3 separate regions of the Homo sapiens genome follow, and regions 2 and 3 are each linked to region 1. A link is a loop called in an ENCODE intact Hi-C map of the cell type or tissue named here. Cell type or tissue: heart left ventricle. All regions are shown on one strand. Region 1 holds the start of LINC01285 (long intergenic non-protein coding RNA 1285). Region 2 has its middle 41 kb from the start of PGRMC1. Region 3 holds the start of LONRF3 (LON peptidase N-terminal domain and ring finger 3).

What was found. Peaks named below come from ENCODE experiments on the same cell type or tissue, not always from the same donor. Only the 100,000 strongest peaks of a DNase experiment are listed, where the experiment ranks them.
Region 2: a loop joins it to region 1, with 4 times the contacts of the local background. A loop is called at or near these places in 2 of 110 quality-filtered maps.
Region 3: it touches region 1 in a loop (2.4-fold over the local background); 20 of 110 quality-filtered maps call a loop at or near these places.

Annotation. Positions count from the first base shown.
Region 1 is chrX:118,838,492-118,840,991 of GRCh38, reverse strand. LINC01285 (long intergenic non-protein coding RNA 1285) reads right to left here and starts at 1,436. Exons shown (of 7, transcript NR_110393.1): 1 at 1,217-1,436. RefSeq lists a silencer at 1,569-1,638. In heart left ventricle, CTCF peaks have their summits at 1,308 and 1,510 (motif pointing left); a DNase peak (open chromatin) is centred at 1,491; H3K4me3 peaks cover 1,141 bases.
Region 2 is chrX:119,193,886-119,196,385 of GRCh38, reverse strand. No RefSeq gene overlaps it. Among named protein-coding and RNA genes, the nearest start is that of PGRMC1, 41 kb to the left of the region's middle. In heart left ventricle, a CTCF peak has its summit at 1,554 (motif pointing right); no DNase peak of the experiment used is centred here.
Region 3 is chrX:118,973,116-118,975,615 of GRCh38, reverse strand. LONRF3 (LON peptidase N-terminal domain and ring finger 3) reads right to left here and starts at 998. Exons shown (of 11, transcript NM_001031855.3): 1 at 19-998. The coding sequence starts at 835. In heart left ventricle, no CTCF peak of the experiment used is centred here; DNase peaks (open chromatin) are centred at 65, 545, 1,025 and 1,695; H3K4me3 peaks cover 2,148 bases; H3K27ac peaks cover 562 bases; H3K27me3 peaks cover 1,058 bases.

The DNA.
Region 1 (2,500 bases):
GGTGAGGCTGCTGGTAGTGGTTCACGCCTGTAATCCCAGCACTTTGGGAGGCCAAGGCGGGTAGATCACCTGTGGTCAGGAGTTCGAGACCAGCCTAGCCAACATGGTGAAACCCCGTCTCTACTAAAAATACAAAAATTAGCTGGGCATGGTGGTGGCATGCCTGTAATTCCAGCTACTCGGGAGTTGGAGACAGGAGAACTGATTGAACCCAGGAGGCAGAGGTTGCAGTGAGCCGAGATCGTGCCACTGCACTCCAGCCTGGGCGACAGAGTGAGACCGTCTCAAGAAAAAACAAAAACAAAAACAAAAAAAAACAAAAACAAAAATAAAACCGTGGTGAGGCCAGGCATGTGGCTCACGCCTGTAATCCCAGCACTTTGAGAGGCCAAGATGGGCGGATTACTTGAGGTCAGGAGTTCAAGACTAGCCTGGCGAACATGGTGAAACCCCATATCTACTAAAAAATACAAAAACTAGCCGGGTGTCGTGGCGGGCGCCTGTAATCCCAGCTACTCAGGAGGCTGAGGCGGGAGAATTGCTTGAACCCAGGAGACAGAGGTTGCAGTGAGCCGAGATCGCGCCATTGCACTCCAGCCTGGGCGACAGAGCAAGACTCTGTCTCAAAAAAAAAAAAAAAAAGACCGTGGTGAATTAAGTTTCTGAGACATTTCTGTCAGTTGGGACTTGGGGCTGTGCTGCATAGACATCACAGCCAGCATCTCAGTCTGAGAAATTGTACGATGTCTTGAGGTGTACAACGTGTTTCCAGTTGAGTGACCCCAGTGTGTAGTCTAGATACTCCCTGGCCTTTCTGCTGGTTTAAGTGTGAGAGTGCCTAAGGCCTCTACACCAAGCAAGAAACTAGTCAGTTAACAAACTCACGTCTTGAAACTCCCCAGCCCAGTTCACAACCAGGTGAATTGTTCTATTACAGCATATCTATGAAAATGATCGATCAAATTACTGATTTGATTTTCTCCTTTTTTTGGAGGGTGGGCAACTGGGTAAGTGCTTATTGGGCAAGGATGTCCGGCCAGATCAGCCAAAAGATACAAAGTCCATCCCGTCGGCCCGTCCCCTGGGGTACTACAGGGGAAATCTCATCTCTCCAAGGCCGGTGGGGAGGCACAAAGGGATTTAACAGCACCTCTCCTGGCTAGGGGAAAGGCTGGGACAAAGTCCCTCCTTTGTTGCATTGCGGGAAGGGCCAAACCTGCCACAATGTCAGGGTGAGGTGTCTGTTCCCGGGGCCTCCTGGTGACCGGGAAGCTCATGCGACTGCTCCCGGACTTCAGTCGCTTTCGCCGCTGCAGCCCCACCGTCCGGCCCGGGCATGGCGAAACAAGCAGGCGGTGGAGGGAGGAAACCAGCCCGAGCCAACCGCTCATTCCTCGCAGCCGTCCGGGGATCCCCAGGCGGTCCCCTACGACCCTGCGCGTGACCCCCCTGTCACGTGGCCGCCGTCCCTTTCGGGATGCACCATTGCTTCTGGCGCCCCCTGGTGACCAGAAGAGAGCAGAGCTGGCACCGCGAGGGCGAGCCTGCCGGTCCGCTGGACCCTACGCGAGCCGGCGGCGCTGTCTGGGCCCCCGCGGCGGAAATGGCCCCGCCGGTGGCACCAGGGCGTGCTCCGCGAAGCCCAGGGAGCTGACCCAAGCCCGAACTGGAGTGGGTGGAAGCCGCTTCCACCCTTTCCTCCCTTCCCCCGAAAGGGAAAAGGACCTCTAAGAAGACAGAATGGCCAGATAATTATCTTGAACCTGGATTCCAGCTCCTTGTGCAAAAACAGAAGAATAAGGCAGGGTTTTGGAGTTTATGTTTGTTTGTTTGATTAAGAGGGTTTTGCTGATGCTCCTGAAAACATGTATTTGTAGCCCCGAGATTGTGAGCTAATTATTACTTCTGAGTCTCATTCTCCTCTTCTATAAAATAGGGACAATAATGGTGAAGTGTTTGTGAGGATTCACAGGTGTTTGTGAGGAGCAAATGAAATAATCCACCTGAAGGTTTTAGCAGACAGGTTTAAGCTACTTGTTTAGCTTTAAACCAGCTAGTTTAGCAACTAACTCAGGTCTCAGTAAACACCTTCGAGAAATGAAAGGATTTTGACACCATAAAATAAACACGTGCCTAAGGTGAATTGTCCATTAAAAATGTATGTATATGGGAATTAAAACCATCTATCCCCAAACTCGGCCTGGACACTGAGAATCAAAAACCCCACTGTAGCATCTACATAAAAAGGACTTTGCTAATCCACTGTCTTCATTCGCATTACTTTTCCAGGACGTTCTCTGCAGGCGAATAGTTTCTGCATTACAGGATCTTCTGCAAAGGCCCATCAACTCGTCAATGGACAGCACCAACAGTTTGCACTCTAAAATTTTTTGAATGCCTCTCATTAAAATCCTCCTCTTGCTGCTTACACCAATCCTAGAATGTTGGTATCTCGTGGTTCTTACCCAATCCCAATCAAATCCCAGCATTGAAAGACTCA
Region 2 (2,500 bases), 360 kb before region 1:
GACACCATGGGAAGATGCCCTTACCAGACACCACGCTGGTGTCATGATCTTGGACTTACCAGCCTCCAGAACTGTGAGAAAATACATTTCTGTTCTTTATAAATTACCAGGTCTCAAGTATTTTGTTATAGCAGCACAAATAGACTGAGACAAGATGGCAAATTACTTTGCTGAAATGGCCGGAATAACTGTATTCACTCAATGTGACTTTGCTCCATGAATCAACCGGGGACCCCTGATGGTATGTGATGGGTAGCTGGCCTTGCTGTTTCAAAATAATTTAGTAGATAAAGGCCCCCTGAAATAAGGGGTCTGATTTAATAAGAAGTCTGATTTATAGACTTTTTGTTTTCAAGTAAAACAGTAACCTCAACTAACACCTAACAGGATGTAACTAAGTAGAGGTTCCCTTGACCTTTGTTAATGAATAACGTAATTAGCACATAATTAGCATGCAAATTGATTCTACTTTTAAACTAGCTGAACTGTCTCACAGTCACTTTTATTCAGATGATTAATTTTCATAGCTTGCTGTTCATTTTTTATAGTTGGGGCAAAGGTAAACCTCAGCTGCCTGTTATAGTACTCATCAAGTATTGTGAGTTACGGCTCTTTCAATTAATGAGACTTCACTCTGTTTTTTTTTTTTCAACTTTTATTTTAGATTCAAGGGGTACATGCGCAGGTTTGTTACAAAGGTATATTGTAAGATGCTGAGGTTTGGAGTACAATTGAACCTGCCACCCAGATAGTGAGCATAGTACCCAATATGTAGTTTTTCAACCCTTACCCACCTCCCTTCCCCGCTCCTTTTATTCCCCAGTGTCCGTTGTTCCCATCTTTATATCCATGTGTACCCAATGCTTAGCTCCCACTTGTAAGTGAGAATATGTGGTATTTGGTTTTCTATTTCTGTGTTGGTTTGCTTAGGATAACGGTCTTCAGCTCCATCCATGTTGCTGCAAAGGACAGGATTTCATTATTTTTATGGCCGCACAGTATTCCATAGTGTACATGTACCACATTTTCTTTATCCAATCCACCATTGGTGGGAACCTGGGTTGATCCCTTGTCTTTGCTAATGACTTCATTCTGTTTTTCAGAAGTCAAACCAAGGCTCCATTTTCATGCCAAATGAAGAGTTTAAAGCTGAGACCAAATCATGTAGAAAAAAAAATATGCATGTGTGAAATACATCTATCTATTCACCTATCTATCTATCTCTCTATCTATCTAATCTATCTATCTGTCTATCAAGCACACATACTCCATACTCTCCAGCAGCAAGGAATAATACACACTATGGGAAACCATGGCCATCTCAAGAAGAGAGTGTTAGAAAGCACTTATAGGACTTGGGCTTGTGTCCTGTGATTTTTGGAGGATTTAAGGAAGCTGGTGTTGGCTCTAGATTGGATGCTATCAGGAAGCGGGGCCAATTCTGTGACTAGGTATTCTTATTTAGAGAGTATCCAGAGAGAGGGCAAGCTAGTGAGGCTAAAGCTGCAATTGGCAAAGAAGCAACGAAGAAGCAGCAATCACTCTTATTAGCCAGGAGAGGGGGACATTTGATTCTTTATGTGGCTTGGGCAATGTTCATGTTTAGTCTTTGTTAAGACATAATTATGGTGTGGTCTGGTTTTTGCCTTCGTTGATCGTTGTCACAGAGTGGCCTTGTCTGATGTTGCCGTTCTGTGAGATTGTTCATGCTCAATAGGAGATCACCATGGTCCAGCTGTAAGTGCAAGGACAGCTACCACCAACACCAAGACCTAGCTGATGGTACCAGGGCAGCTCCTGGATGCCAGGGAACGCATCTCTTTCTTTATGTACATATTACTGTACTATATTGTAGTAATGTGTGTACACACACACACACATATATATGTATATACATGTACATATATCCATATTCCCATAACCCAGAGTCAACTACAATTAACTTAATGTTCTTCTTTCTTGTCATTTTTTCAGTGCCAGGTTTCATTTATTGGTTTTCTTCGCATCAAGACTTTAAGCCTGTTTGGCTACCTTAGGAGACACTGGTTTTCTCTTCTGAAACATTCACAAAGTTAGTATATTCAATTTCACTCCTTCCCCAACATCATTCTTCAGTTCTCCCCTCATTCTATGATGGTCTTTCTCCCTTCTAACTCATTAATCTCTCTTTATCTCCACATCCATCAGAAGCTTCCATCCTACTTGGGATTCACTTGGAATTCACTATGAGGCCACCATGGCCTCTCCTGGAGAGGTTTGCATGTTGACAGCTTAGAGGACCTAGTGGGTCCCTACCCCACATGGGAGAAAAGAGGGCTAGGCTAAAGGAAGGCTGCAAGTTCAGGTACAGCAAATGAGAGGAGGGGTAGGCACTCTGAAATTACACTGTGCAGATTTTAGGCCTCCTCGGTTTTTGGGTGGGGTGGGGGGTGCCCAACTTGATGGAACAGAAGATTTGAATCCAAACACGTGACCAAATTGGGGTTCTGATCATCCTCTG
Region 3 (2,500 bases), 130 kb before region 1:
GCAGCGCGTTGGACTCACCCAACTTAACTGCCTCGTTGTACTTGAGCAGTGCCGCCTCCACCTGGCGCTCGCGGTACAGTCGGTTGCCCTCGTGCCGGAGTTGCGACGCTCGCGCTGGGCCTGGAAACAACTTGCCGAGGAGGCCGCTGAGCACCACGTTGACTCGCAGCGGCGGCGGCGGCTGCTGCCCAGCCCGCCGGGCTCCACGCGCCCGCCCAGTGGCCACCATCAAGGCGGAGAGCTTGACCCCGCACAGCGCACAGCGCCGGTCGGCGGCCCGCCCACGTTCCAGGCACAGTTTACAAAAGGTGTGGCCACACGACAAGGACACGGGGTCTGATAGAAACCCATGACATTTCCGGCACTTAAAGCCGTCCCACACCTCGGTGGCCGCCGCAGCCGCGGCGGCCCCCGTCTCTTCCGCCGCCACGGTGCCGCTTGCAGTGCTACCCTCGTCCGGGGGCGCCGGCGCCAGCGCCTCGCCTTGCGGGACTTTCTCCGCCAGGCAGCGCACCAGCTGCTCCAGCTGCTCAGCCACCAGCTGCTGCCGCTCGGAGAGCTGTCTATACACCTCGAGGGCTTCACGGATTCGCCCCCGGGACGCCAAGGCGTCTGCCTGCGTGAGCAGGACTTTGCTCTCCGGCGTTGAGGTCCCCGGAGACTGCTCTTGCTCTGGCTCCCGCGTCGGTAGAGGTGCGGGGCCCTCTGCAGCCACCTTTGGGTGGGGGCCCATGTCTACTTGGGCCGCTGATGCCCCTCGCTCCGCCGACTCCAAGTTGTCGCTGCTGACCTCAGCGGGCAAGCTCAGCATCTGTTCGATCCGTACTGACTCCATGGGAAGAGGGACACGGGAGGAGACGAGGCGTCTAGGGACCGGGGACACGAAGCAAGGAGTGGCAGCTGGAGGAAATCGGGGCAGCCACCGCCGCCATGCCACCGAGCTCCTGACCCTGCCGCGCCTCCGGGAGCTCCATGCCGGCCGCCCCGCGCCGCCTAATAACTGTCTTGTCTCAGCAAAGTGTTATATAAAACGGTACCACGTGACGTGCCGCCACGCTGTTCATTGGCCGGCGGCGGGGAAATTGTTACAAAACCAGACAGTTTTGTAACAGTGTTGCTCTTGCTTCTTTGGGCTTCGCTTTTCTTGGCTTCTTTTTGAGGTTGTTTGTGTTTACACTTCGCCTTATTCCTCCTCACCACCTGGTTCTTTTTCGGAAGTGGGGTTGTGGGGTGGGGAGAAACTCAGTGTCTTCTCTTGGGCTTCTCAGTCTCCAAACCCCACTCCATCCCACCTCCAAACGGGCCAGCAAACAGGTCCCCTCTGCCAGCCGCTGACCAGCGGCCCCCCACTCCTCCCAGGAGAGGCTGGTACCTCGAGGTGCACAGTCCGCAGGGTCTTCCGGGACGCCTAAGACTCTCCCTCTTGGGGGAGATGGCTGCTGTCAGGGAAAGGAAGCAGGTTGGGAGGGGTATCCGTGAAGCCCCCCCACACACACACAACCCAGTCCCAGCCCGAGAGCCCTGGGAGCCCCGCCTGGGTTCCTTGCCTTCTCCCAGGAGCCTCCCAAAGGTGGTGAATTCGGTTTCTGAGGGTGCTTGGTGTTCTGTGCCAAGAGTGACTCAGAGCAGCGGGTCCCACCGGCGCAGAAGTTGGGCAGCGCTCGCTGGACAGTGAGGAACTCGCGGAGAAGATGCGCTTGCCGGCTCAGCCCTGGGAGGGAGATGCCCCGCTAACTCCCCTCTTTACCTCTCTACCCCCAACGCCAGAACTAGCGCTGGGGCAGGCGGTAGGCGCCCAGCTGGAGACACACCAGGCCGGCCCCTGGAGCCACTGGCCGGATGGGCGCGGCAGGGATGTACCCGGCCTGCTGGGGTCGGTGGGTACTCTGGGGGCGTGGGAGAGTGGCAGGGGGAAGACGCGAGCTGAGAGCGCTATTCAGGAGAAAGTCCGCGAATCCCGGCACAGCCCAGTGGCAGACCGAATAGCCTCCAGGTTTGTCGCTCCTGAGCGCTGCGCGGGAAGGGTACAACTGGGCACGAGCCTCAGCGCCTGGTTTACAATGGCTAGGGGGCCTCGACGGTGTCCTACACACTTCCTGAAGGCGAGCGGGGTGGCCAACTGCACACTCTTTGTCTGCCTTGAACCCCCACATTTAGGACGGGAACCAAGCTCACAAATGAGCAGACAGAAAACGGTATAGTCGCACTGCTCCAAGCAGGGAGGCAGGGACTAGGCTTGCCGCTGGCTCAGTTGGCCTTCAGAGCCTGCGGGCTCTTGGGCAGTGCCAGGTTGCCGCCCCAGGGGCCTGAAGACCTATTGTTGCCCCCTGCTGCAGCCACCTCTTAGCCAGATGACCTTGGGGAAGTCAAACTTTAGAATCCATCATTTTTGCTTCTGAACAAATGTTAGAGCTGATCTTACTTGGGATTAAGTCATGTTTCAGAGTTGGGTTATGGCAGGCCCCCTCGGGTCTCTGCTTCTCTTTAGGTAGTTAAACCA